3 separate regions of the Homo sapiens genome follow, and all the other regions are linked to region 2. A link is a contact called in ENCODE Hi-C data. All regions are on one chromosome and are shown on one strand. The core of a region is the stretch at or near the end of the contact, and the rest is flanking DNA. Distances in the headings are between cores, read along the strand shown.

The links. Hi-C counts contacts between places; a loop is a spot of excess contacts on that map. Pooled maps may share reads with other maps.
Region 1: a loop to region 2 is called in a map with no recorded cell type, with 6 times the contacts of the local background. The contact joins two enhancer-like sites. A Hi-C loop is called at or near these places in 2 of 37 single-sample maps with no recorded cell type and 2 of 50 pooled maps.
Region 3: a loop to region 2 is called in a map with no recorded cell type, with 8 times the contacts of the local background. The contact joins the promoter of MIR3142HG here to the enhancer-like site in region 2. A Hi-C loop is called at or near these places in 2 of 37 single-sample maps with no recorded cell type and 2 of 50 pooled maps.

The regions. Positions count from the first base shown.
Region 1 is chr5:160,504,585-160,508,605 of GRCh38, forward strand. No RefSeq gene overlaps it. Among named protein-coding and RNA genes, the nearest start is that of MIR146A, 21 kb to the left of the region's middle. RefSeq lists enhancers at 274-1,111, 1,593-1,652 and a silencer at 2,225-2,274. Within about 2 kb of position 2,232, at least 7 of the 41 ENCODE cell types and tissues checked have a DNase peak (open chromatin) inside an H3K27ac peak, as active enhancers do.
Region 2 is chr5:163,913,490-163,917,331 of GRCh38, forward strand. No RefSeq gene overlaps it. Among named protein-coding and RNA genes, the nearest start is that of LINC03000, 380 kb to the right of the region's middle. RefSeq lists enhancers at 1,872-2,001, 2,084-2,630 and a silencer at 2,982-3,091. Within about 2 kb of position 2,247, at least 10 of the 41 ENCODE cell types and tissues checked have a DNase peak (open chromatin) inside an H3K27ac peak, as active enhancers do.
Region 3 is chr5:160,466,171-160,470,620 of GRCh38, forward strand. It overlaps MIR3142HG (MIR3142 host gene), which reads left to right and starts at 2,081. Exons shown (of 2, transcript NR_132748.1): 1 at 2,081-2,270. RefSeq lists enhancers at 1,025-1,661, 1,662-2,298, 1,766-1,995, 2,026-2,185.

The DNA.
Region 1 (4,021 bases), core at 982-3,481, 3.4 Mb before region 2:
GTGTGTGTGTATGTGTGTGGAGTCTGTGTGTGTGTGTGGGGTGTGAGAGGTGTGCGTGTGCGGTGTGCGTATGTGTGTGTGAGGTGTGAGGGGTGTATGTGTGTGTGAGGGGTGTGTGTATGTGTGTGGTATGTGGGGTGTGTGTGTGAGACATGTGTATTTGTGTGTGTGGTGTGTGTGGGGTGTGAGGGGTGGGTGTGGTGTATGTCTGTGTGTGGGGTGTGAAGGGTGTGTGTGTTAGGTGTATGTGTGTGTGGTGTATGTATGTGTGGGGTGTGATGGGTGTGTGTGTGGTGTATGTGTGTGAGGGGTGTGTGTATGTGTGTGGTGTCAGTGTGTGTGTGGTGTCTGTATGTGTGGGGTGTGAGGGGTGTACGTGGGGTGTGTGTGGTGTATTTGTGTATGAGGTGTGAGGGGTGTGTGTGTGTGGTGTGCGTGAGGGGTGTATGTGTATGTGTGCATGTGGTGTGTGTGTGGTTTATGTGTGTGTGGGGTGTGTGTGGGGTGTGAGGGGTGTGTGTGCATGCATGTGTGTGTATGGTGTACTTGTGTGGGATGTGTGTGTGTGGGGTGTGTGTGTGGGGTATGTATGGGTGTGTGGGGTATATGTGTGTGTATGTGTGTGTGGGGTATGTATGGCAGGCCCAGTCCAGTGCTGTTTCCCTGCTTTCTTAGACCCTTTTCTCAGAACCTTGGAGTTCCTGACTGTGTGAGAAGGCATAGGCACGTGGCCTGGTGGTGTGAACACTGGGCCACTGTCCCTTTTCTTCCCCTGGCTTTTATCTCCTTCTTAAGATGCTGTCATTTTCCCAGCGGTCCTGACCTTCCTGGGGAATACTGATGGGGAATCCCAGGTCCCAAACTGCCGACTGTCAGGCCTGGAGCACAGGACAGGTCCCAGGGGTGCAGGTCACAGGCCCAGGGACCCTGTCTCTTTGGCTCTTCCCTTCTCTCCTGGGGCCTCTGCTCACCTGGCTTCTGGGGAAGTGTCAGACGTGTTCAGCTTCAGTAATCCTGCCACTTTCCCAGCCATGAGGAAAAATCTATGTGTTTATTATTATTATTGTTACTACTACTATTTAACATCTAGAAGCTTTTCCCTGACAAACAAAGAGTGGCCTTGGCTGCCTGCTACCTTGGCCAGGAGATAAGGGACAGGGCAGGCTGAGAACACAAGTCCTTTTTGGGGTCTGCTTGGCGTGTGGTGAAGCCAGGGGAAGAGAAGGGACAGTGGCCCAGTGTTAACACCACCAGGCCACCTGCCTGTGCCTTCTCACACAGAGTCAGGAACTCCAAAGTTCTGAGAAAAGGATCTAAGAAAGCAGGGAAACAGCGCTGGCCTGGGCCTGCCATACATACCCCCCCCACACATACACACACACATACCAGCAGTGAAGGCAGTGGAGAAGAGACCACCTCCTGTCAGAGCCAGTCCTCACAAGCGTGTACGCATCACAGTGGAGTTCTGGGCTCCCCGGCTGCTGGTTCCTCCAGCTTCCGCCTCTGGTTTCCCTCTTCCCTGGCCTGGGAACGTAGAAGGGTGCAGGGTGAAAGACTTGGTCTTCTACCGCATGGATTCTCTGAGCTGCCCCAGCAGGACCGTGACTCTCTGAAGCCTGAAACGATTTGAACAGCCCCCTGTCGGGCAGCTCCTCACTGGCTGATGTGGGCTTGAACATGTCAGTCATGGAGAACTCACCACTTCCTGAATCTCTCCATTGCAGTCTTGGATGGTTCTAGAGAGAGGAGCAGAACTGGAATATGTGGCTACAGCTATGTGAATTGACAGCTTCTGGGCTTTGAACCGCAAATTCCTCTTTCACTTAAAAATCCTTTGGGCTCTTGCCCTTTGTGTCTCTAACTCTTGGGACGTTTTTCTTAGGGACAGGCTTCCAGTGTCCCATCTAACACTTGGGTGAGCTGGGCCCGTTGTTCGTGGGAAGGGGTGTAAGTGTAGGGGAAATCCATTTGTCACAAGAGAGAATCAGGTAGGGGAGGGACAAGGTGACTTCTGAGGTTCTGTTCTTATGCATCTGGACTCCCACCTTCCCTCATTCTATGAAGAAGCTGGAGAGTCCGTCATTCTTGGACCTTTCCCTCAGTGCAAGGAAAACAAGTTGGAGAAGTGACAGTGTCCTGGGATGAGCCCAGCAGCTTTCTTTCCTTTCTCACTCAGCCTCTGTCTCTCTCCCCACAACCGTTTCCTGCCTGGGGCGGTACAGCCAGCAGCCAGTGCGCCTGAGCCCTGTTATTTAAAATTCAGCCGTCACCATGGCAACCTGCATCTTGCTCCATTTCAACCAGAGATACAAAGAAGCAGTGAAAGGGAAAGTTTAATAATGTTTTCTTTTTTTTCTTTTTTTATGAATCTCACTGACTGTCCATCTTTTTGTGAAATAGAAATGTTTCATTTTAGTGGCATTATCAAAATGTCATTCGTTTTCAGACCCCGTGGCTTCTGGAGGGTCAAAGTCATCACTTGCTTTCTAGGGCTGCCGCTGTCACCCCGTTTCCCCCTTCAGAATGGATGATGAGTGTTATTCCGCATTTAGGCTTTTTGAAAGATTTGAGGTTGGACTAAGTTTAGAGAGTGTTTATGGCTTTATTCTCCCTTCCCTTTCCCTGGTATCAAATCTCAGAGTCACGGCAAGGTAAAAAAAGCTAGAAGAGTCTTTAAAGATCACTGACTCTGGGGTGCCATTTTTGTTTCAGTGTGTGTAGTACCTCCTCCCCAGCATTCTGAGAGTGCTTCCTCATTACTGTCATGGAGCTTGGCCTCTGGGTGGTGTTTCTGTGATTCATGTGGAGCCAAGAATTTCCCGTAACCACTGTGACTGGCTCATGAATGAGTATACGGCCCAAAAGGTATGGCTGAGCTGCAGTTCTGGGTCTGAGAGAGAGCCTCTTTATTTTTCTGCTGAGGGGATGAAAGCCTGGAGCTGCCAGAGACCCTCACAGAGAAGGAACTTGCCTACAAGTGGAGTGAACACAAAGGGAAGCAGAACTGATGGATGGAGAAGAGAAACCAGGCTTGGATGACGTTGCTTGATATCTTAGATCGAGGCAACCCTGAATCCATGGCTTTGCAGTTTCATGAGCAATATATTCCATTTTTTTACTTTAAGCCAGCTTCAGCTGGGGTTTCTGACAGCAGAACGCCACGACTTTGATGTTACATACCTCAAGCTCCTTCTTTTACAAATGAAAGCATGGAGACCCAGTGCAGGGAGGTAGCATCCAAGGTCACACAGAGAGGCAGCTCTGAAGGTCAGGTCTCCTGGTGTCTTCAAAGCCTTTCTGTCTGCTGTCCTTCGGTCCTCTGTTTTCAGGCAGATTCTGTTACCTTTGCAGGAACAAAAGCTGAGCCTATGGATGCTCATGATCAAAAAGTATAATTACGGTGAAGACCCTTGCTCAGCTACTCATCCCAGGGTGAGGGTGAGCATTTGGGGTGATGTCCAAGGAAAGTGTCCACCCTCGGCTTGTACAAGGAAAGTGCTCACAGTTGGCTCTGCATAGCCCTGTGGACAGACCCTAGGTACACTTTGCCTGTTTTCTTCATTGAGACAAGATCTGTTTGTTCAGTCTGCAAACAAATGTCACACATTCAACCAACACTTACAATTTTATTAATTTAATTGAACAGCATTAATTGAGGGCCTCCTATGTGCTAATCACTGTTTTGGGGGCACAGATTCAATGGTCAATAAAGGGAGGCTCAGTGCCTAAGCTCATGGAGCTTATATAATTTACTGTGGACATGAAAATAACCAGAGATACATAAAACTAAGGACTGTGAAAAAGTCTTATGCTTGGAAATTTCCCCATACCATGAGAGCATAAGACGAGGGCCCATCTCATTTTCAGAGTTGGAAGGAGCCTTGAGCTGATATGGGCAGAAGGAGCAGGAGTTAGATGAGCAAAGGGAGGTGTGGTTGGGGACTAGGGGACTGAACCTTCAAAGCTGGGAAAAGGGGAAGGCAGGACTTTGAATTAATTCATGCCAGTGTTGACAGGGGGC
Region 2 (3,842 bases), core at 997-3,496:
ACATTTTATCACATTTCATATGTGGCAACAATGGGTAAGTCTGGGTAGCAGCTACCAGCTTTAGATGATCATAAATTTGCCAATTTGTGATAATACCTACCCCCTCCTTATTATTTCTCTGAGACTAGGACCAATGATGGTTTGTCATTATCAGGGCACTTTTGCTGTAACTTTCCTTAAATTATATTCTGTACCCATGCCTTTATGAAAAGCGGCCACAAGAGGCACAACAAACTAGCCATATCTTTTTTTTTTACATGCAGATTGCTTCATTCACTTATGCTATTTGCCCAGACTCTGGCGTCATCTGAGTTTGGGACCCAAATGATTTATAATTTTGAAACAGTCTTCAGGACTTTAGAATACAAGTAGAACAAATGCATTGGAAATCTTCACACAGTCTGAATAAACAGAATGTTCATAATGAAACTGTAAAGTTTGTAAAAATATTCCTGCGAAAGCTGGAAAGAGCTGTTAGTTAGAGTGCAAACACACACAATTGATTTGCTCCATAAACATCAATTTAACTTCTACCATGGATAAATATCCATATCCTACAGAGATAATGGATGGGTTTTTAGAAAAAAAAGTGCTAATCCAGGCCAATAGACTAAAAAAAATAAACAGATTAAAAACATCCTTTTTGTTTTTTTCCACATTGCCTTGCATTATGTCTCTCCGAGAAAAGCTTTTGGGCATGAATTGCCAATATCTACCACAAAACATTTATTTTCTCTCTTCTTACTGTCCTCCAGGCTAAGAGAAAGATGTATTCCCAAGCGTTCTGTAAGTCTGTCTTTATCTCTCATTTCTCGCCCCTTTAGGGCCTCAGTCCATTTATTATTCATTGTATTATTCCTTCTTCTTCATGCAGCCTTTTGGATATGTGTGGATATGTATATATATGTATGTATATATACGTATACATACATATATATGCCTATATACAACTTTCTTTTATCACTATGATCACTCTAAGTTATATCATGTTTGCATGTTTTTGTGTGGTAGAGAAGAAGACAATTAGTTTAGGGTAAGATAATTAGCTATGGGGAAGTTAATTTGTTAAAGAGGCAGGCTTGTGGACAGTTAATCTACTTTCATGCCTCAGTTTTGTCATCTGTGTAGTTGGGGATAATGGTTTGTAATGTAAATAGAATACGACCCAAATCATAGTATTAATATTTGCTATTACTATTGTGAATATTACTGCTATTGCTGTTCATGTACCTGTCATTCCAGAAATTGTGTAGAAACACAAAGATAGAGTTAACATGATTTAGGTATGTGCTTTTAGCATCTTTCTATTCCTTCTTTTCACTTGTCCCCCAGCCCCCATTTCCTGTAAAAGGATATTTCTTTGTTTTGCCTCTACATTAGAGTATTTTACTTTTCTTAAATGAATATAATTTAAAAGCTGTTTTTCTCTCTAAAAATATACATACCAACATCCCACTCCATTGCTAGGCTTTGGGAGGAGACTTATGAGCGCTCCTTCCCCCATCCCTCCACACCCTGCTGAAACAGGAGAGTTCCCTTATCTCCCTCACAGGGCGTGTAGTGGCAGGGGTGTGGCCGGTTTCTTCAGTGCCCTGGTGCTCAAAGCCCTAGGGGCAACTTGCAGATGAGCAGATGGTGGGGAGTGTTTTTGGACTCCGACCCCATGGCAACATCTAGGGTTGAGTGTTCACAGCTCCTGAAGCCCCAGTGGGCGTGTGTTACAGTGTGCTCTTTCAGCCTTGCCATCTGCAGGTAGCTTGTGTTAATCAGCTCAATTAGACCCTCTTCCTTACCACAAGGACAGAGGGCTTTCTGTATCCTGGGTTCTTTCCCTTGTGTACTGGAAAAATCGGATCACACGGGGGCTTGGAGAATGAGTGCAAGATTTTATTGAGTGGTGAGGGTAGCTCCCAGTGAGATGGATGGGGAGCCAGAAGGGGGATGGGGTGGGAAGGTGCTCTTCCCCTGGAGTCGATCCTGCCCAGCGGCCAAACTCTCCTCCAGATGCCCCTGGCTGAATTGGCATCCACGTTGTTCGGCCATCACTGGCCTGCCGGTGTCTGCTGGTGTGTTCTTCTGCTCCTCTCAATGTCCAGCCGCCTGTGTGTGTGCCTGCTACGGTCCAGGGTTTTTATGGGCACAGGATAGTGGGTGTGGTGGGCGAAAAGGCAACATTTTGGGCACAGAAACAGAAATGCCTGTCCTCATTTAGGTCCGTGGGCACAGATCTGAGGGTGGAGCCCTCACCAGGGACCCCACCCTTCTCTACCCAGCACTTCCCTGCCCCCCGTCCGGTATCACTTCTAGAGTGAGGGAGATTGCTCTGTAAACCAGCCTAATTGCTCTCCAGGAAGCTCTAGCCTTGTGGTAAGCTCAAGGTTCCCTTTTGCAGTCAGTTTGAAATATGACACCCTGGTAAATTCTATGCTTCACTAAGGACATTACATTTCTCCCCAGAGTAGGAGTCCTGTGACCCTCGATCGTTTTAGTGCCAATACAGTGCCTTTGTGTGGTGGCTTCACCATCGCTAGCAAGGCCATATCAACCCTCTCTATGGCATAAACACATAGAGAGGGATGCATTATTGTTCCTTAGTTGGTGATTTTCAATGAGCAAATATAAGCATCCAGGACAGTTTATGTCCCCTTAGTATGTTACAAAAGACCTCTATTATTACCTAGAGCAGCGTGTGTTCTGCAGATAACCCATTCAGAGGGTTATTTTGCCAAAAAAACAAAACAAATCCTTCCTCAAATGTATTTGTGAAGTGTTGCAAGTTGCTGTCCTCAGAGTGATTTGATTACAAACAAAGGATCTCTGGCTACCAAGCCTGAGTGGAATTCTGTGGAAGGATATGTGGCAGCTCAGAGCACTGAAGGAGGCCTGAACCTCTAGGCCCTGGGAAGGAAGGGGAACCCCTTAGCAGGAATAAAGTAGTGATGCTTCATGGCCCTAAGTTTTACCTCTGTGTCCATCTGCTAAAAGTGGCACATTCCTCAGAGGGAGAACCTGATTTGCCTACACTGGGTCATTTTGAGACAGGCAGGCTGTCTGGTTTCCTGTTTTGCTGTGGTTTAGAGGAGAAGGAACAAGCCTCTTACCCAAGCTGTAGCTTACCCAACTTCCAGCCAATCAGCAACAAAAGACCCAAGAAGCCATTAACCTCAAGTCCCTGGTTTAGCGGGTTAGGGACTGCTCCAGGGTCCTGTCTGCGCAGTTCAACTTAAAGTTACCCCTCCCTCATTTTAATGCTAAAGATCATACCCAAGGATGGGGATTTAAAATTTCATTATGTTACATGAGATGTATGAAGAAACATGTAAGGCCACTATGCAAGCACCAGAGAAGCCCCTCCTATACATGCCCTGCTGAAACCCTTTCTTTCCCATAGAAAGGCCCTATAAAACTAATCTACATACTACCCTGAGGGAGCAGCCATATCTACTAGTTTAGAAAAGGGTGGTATGAACTGAACGCTCTGATAAAAAAAATCCCAGTGCAAGCAGCATTTTGCTCCCAAAAGGAAAAGTAGGGGTGATGAGGGAGGAACAGACATGCATGTATCACACACCTCCCTTTTGGAGTTTCACAATGCACATTTCCTCTGAATACTCTTGACAGTGAAGAAATCTGTTCAACAACATTTAACTTACCCCTTTTCATATTTTTTGTTTTTGTGTAGTATCTATTACCCTCAGAAGAAACTAGTACACCATTGTATACCCCCTGGAAATGCTGACATATCTCTTGGACATCACACTTTAATCTTTGATTGGATTCCTCCTATCTCTATATTGCTATTTCTTAATCCTTTGATAGGATTATCTTAACAGTGTCCCATT
Region 3 (4,450 bases), core at 831-3,330, 3.4 Mb before region 2:
CCGAGGCAAAAGGCAGCAGATGGAGGTGCTTGCAGCTGATAGCATATAGCTACTTAAATTCTGGCTCCAAGCATCCACTTTCCTGTTTCTGGAAAACTATACTAATGACCCCCAGGTGTCACAAAGGAGCCCTTAGGAATGCCGAAGTCGAGTTAACTGACTGGAACGGGATAATGTACTTGTTAGCAGAAACCAGCAAGGGTTGAGTTCCTTCTGTTTATTCCATTTGAGTCTAGCCCCCAGTTCATGGATCCAAATAATTTTGGATTTCTTTAAACAGAATTGTCGCTAACTGAATTAGGCAGCTTTTAACCTTTTATAAAAACTTCACAAATAGGTTGCTTACTCCTTAATACAACATGGGATGTGTTAAGAGTGCCCTTAACTCTTCTGGTCACCCTTATGCTTCCTCCCTTCCATCAACCCACCCGGTTTCAGCAGATGCTGGAGTGCTTGAAGGTATGCCCAGAGCCCACTCAGATACCTGGGTCCACCCCAAACCCCCAAGGAACTCCCTTCCAATGGGAGAGAATCTCACACAAGGAAATAGTTTTGATGTGGACCCCTTGAGAGGCAGAGTAATGCAGTGTACCAGGTTCAGAGATTTGGGGACAGGAAACCTCAATTCAAATCCTGGCTCTGATATTTTCTAGCTATGTGAACTCTGGCAAGTTTCGACTCTCTTGGAACCTCGGTTTCCTCATTTCTAATCTAAGAATAGTATCTGCTTTTTAGGGTTCTTAGGAGTATTAAATAAGAACATGTTTTTATGAACAGTGTCTGGTGTATAACAATTGCTCAATAAATATTTGCTTTTAAAAACGTTATCTATAGTAGACGTTCAAACAAACCTTTTGGGAGCTCAGCAAGATAAGCAACAAAAACCTTCAGGGGAGGTCAGGAAAGTGACTACATCTGCCTGGAAGCAAAATCCTTTGAGCTGGTCTTTTTCGGTCCATGAGCACGTGACCAAGGAAAGGAAGCTATATTTTCTCGACTGGGAATTTGAATTTGCAGTTGCACATTCCAAAGGCCTTGTACGTTCTTTCCAGTTTGGGAAAAGGAGCAGCTAAGGGCACCCATGGAAACACTTACTAATTGTGTGACCTTAGGCAAGTCCCCCTAACCTCACCAAAGATAAAATTCCCTTATGAGTAAAAGGGGATCACAAAATGGAGATAATAATTCGGGCTACCTGCTATGGATGATTGCTGTGGGATTAGGGAAGATGATGCACGTGATACATTTAGCAGAGTGCCTGGTGCCTAGTAGGTGCCCATTAAAATTTAGCTATGACTGTTCTCTTTAGCTGACACACAAGACTGCCTTGAATGTTCACATTTCCAGAGAAAGGTGCTCAGGAAGATTTCTCAGTGTTCCGCCTGCCAGGTCAGTTTACAGTTCAAAGAATCCCTTTGTTCAAAGGGTGAGCAAATCCAGGCCTCGTGTATCTGCAGCAATGAAACAAGGGAGCTTTCTGCCTGATCTTCTCCCCAAAGGCAGTCTCTCTTTTTAAATGCCTGCACACATGTTATTTATTTATTTTTGGTTAACGTTTAAATTGAGGTTTTGGCTGAAACTCAGCCTGCGCGCACTTGAAAAGCCAACAGGCTCATTGGGCAGCCGATAAAGCTCTCGGGATTTCCCCGCGGGGCTGCGGAGAGTACAGACAGGAAGCCTGGGGACCCAGCGCCTGACCAGAACTTCCTCGGGGGAGGCTGCAGGGGAGCAGGCGCATCCTGCACAGAACGCTCTAGAGCGCGCAGGCCAAAGCACCAGGCTGCTCCTGACACGTGCTGCAAGAGGGTCCCCGACCCGGGGGTCCAGACCCTGCACGCATGATGGGGAAGGTGGAGGCTTCCCCCTCAGCTCCGCGGAGAGAAGCTGACACTGCCAGGCTGGAACCTTCCATTCCGGCCCAGCCTCTTCCTCCCTCGCTGTGCCGAGGAGGGATCTAGAAGGGACTTTCCAGAGAGGGTTAGCGTGCAGGGTGTGGAAATGGAATAAAAGCATATGCAAATAGGCCTTAGCTGCCTTCCTCTACCCCAGCAAATAAGAGTCTCTCCAGAAAGATGCTCTTTCTCCAAGACGCTTGACCGCTCTTCCTTTCCTGGATGGCACCAGCAGGGCCGATTGGAGTGGTAAACCCTGGGCCGGAAGGCATGCCAAAGGGTGGACAGGATGGACAGGAGACAGTAGCACAACGAGGAGGGGGAGAACAGCGGCTGAATTGGAAATGATAAAATAAAATGAAATTTTAGGAGCTCGCTGTGAGTATGAGCTGGGAAAAAATAATCATTGCAAGCTGATTTATTATGTACTTATCTTCTGTTTGAGAGGCAGCAGGCTTTTGTACAGTGGATTATTGCAGAGTAAATGGCACATTAAAGATATAATCAAGATGTTTAAGGCATATTGAAATGACATTAGAATCAAGTAGGTGAGACTTTTGTCATGGTCTAGAAATATAAAAATGTCAGTGACTTGGAGATATTTCCAGTGCTTTAGTAAAGATGTGGCTCCATTTTCAAAAGGGACATATTTTTAACCTTTTGTTATTTTCAGGGTGGGGGGGGATAGAGTGGGGTCAGGAAGTGGTTTAGAATCTCTATGGATGATAAAATAATATGCTTTAAACCTGGAGTTGTAGACTGTGGTCTCTATTTAGCAAGTCATAAACTTTCTTGCAGTGACAATAGCATGAAAATATTGGACAGTAAATATGGTGCTCTTAGGAGGTTTCAGGGTTGGAAGACTATGGCTATTACTTTTTGTTTATTGTGTTCCTATTCTCAATTTCAATCTTGTCTTTGGATAGTAAGAATTTTTTTTAAATTTTCTATTTTTTTAAAAAGAATCTTTTACATACTGAACCTGACTTGTATACTAATTGGCAAACAGTGTCACTTTTCTTTCTTGATGCCTCAATGGGTTTAATTATTGTATTACGGTATTTTCTTGTCATTTGAGACCTTCACATTCAGTGTCCTTTCTTTCTTTTTTTTCTTTTTCTTTTTGAGATGGAGTCTTGCTCCCGGCCTGTCGCCCGGGCTGGAGGGCAGTGGTAAGATCTCGGCTCACTGCAACCTCCGCCTCCTGGGTCCAAGCAATTCTTGTGCCTCAGCCTCGAGAGTAGCTGGGATTACAGATGCGCGCCACAATGCCTGGCTAATTTTTGTATTTTTAGTAGAGACAGGGTTTCGCCACGTTGGCCAGGCTGGTCTTGAACTCCTGACCTCAGGTGATCCGCCCGCTTCGGCCTCCCAAAGTGCAGTGTCCTTTATTTTATTTGTGTGCCCTGGTTCTGCTTTGATTTTGCCCCAAACCCTTCTGAGTGTAGCGCTTTACTGACACTTTATCCCCGTTATTAACAATGGGTTTTTGGACAGAACTGGCTTCTCTTTATTTGTTGTTTTTAAAATCATACTGCTGTCCTTATGCATGGTACTCCTTGGAACAGATAAGCAGCCATACAAGAAGCTCTTTGAGAGAGAGAAGGTGGACTCTGGGGGTCGTGCCGGTTGTTTGGAGTTGTTGGACTGTTAGCTTGTGGAGTGGGTGATGTTTCATCTTCAGGATTCTGTGAGGCCAGGCCTGGGATGCGGGGAGGAGCTGACTGGATGGCTCCTGGTGATGCATTCCTGGGCCCTCTTCTCATCTCTGAATTCCTAGAGTCCCACTTTCTCCAAAGGCCCTGCGGGAATCAGACGCATGCACTTCTTCAGTTCTGTGTAGTTTTAGGTTCTCAGTGGAGGCCTTTGGGCTCAACTTGTAGTAAATATTTGTTTTCTGTGGCTGTCAGCAATCTATAGTCTTGGGTGTGGTCCCTAAAAGCCAGCTTTTGGGCAATTTTTGAACTGCAATGGGGATTCCTCCTTCTGGTTGTTCTACAATCTGGCAAACATTTCTTATTTTGTTCTGGGCTTTAGTCTTATTTAATAACAAGAGAAAATCTTCTATTTTTAACAATAACATGAATTATTTTTATGACTTACACTTTGTAAAGCATTTTTGTCATTTCATGTAATTCTTTCATAAAATTTGTAAGGTTGGTAGAAACAGTAGAATTAGCACATAATGGGAACTTATTAAATATTTGTTAAATGAATGAATTAAATCCATTTGACTGCTAAGGAAATTGAAACTCAAAGAGATCAAGTGATTGATTTAAGGCTCCACTTTCCAGTAGGGACTCACATCTGATTTTTCCCATTCCAGACTGACTCTGATATAATATCTTACATACTATTTGTTACTCTTTCTCCAAGATCTTAGAAAGGTCTTTTGATTCTCTAAGAAAAGATAATAGGACAATGCAAATGCATGGATACACCATCAAAGGGGTGGCTGAGGGCTGTCTACCTCTTTGTATAGTTCTTTCCTAGGTTCCTGACTCCGCTAAAAACTCATATCCTTAAAGATATGACTATTTAGATACATTCCTTGTTGG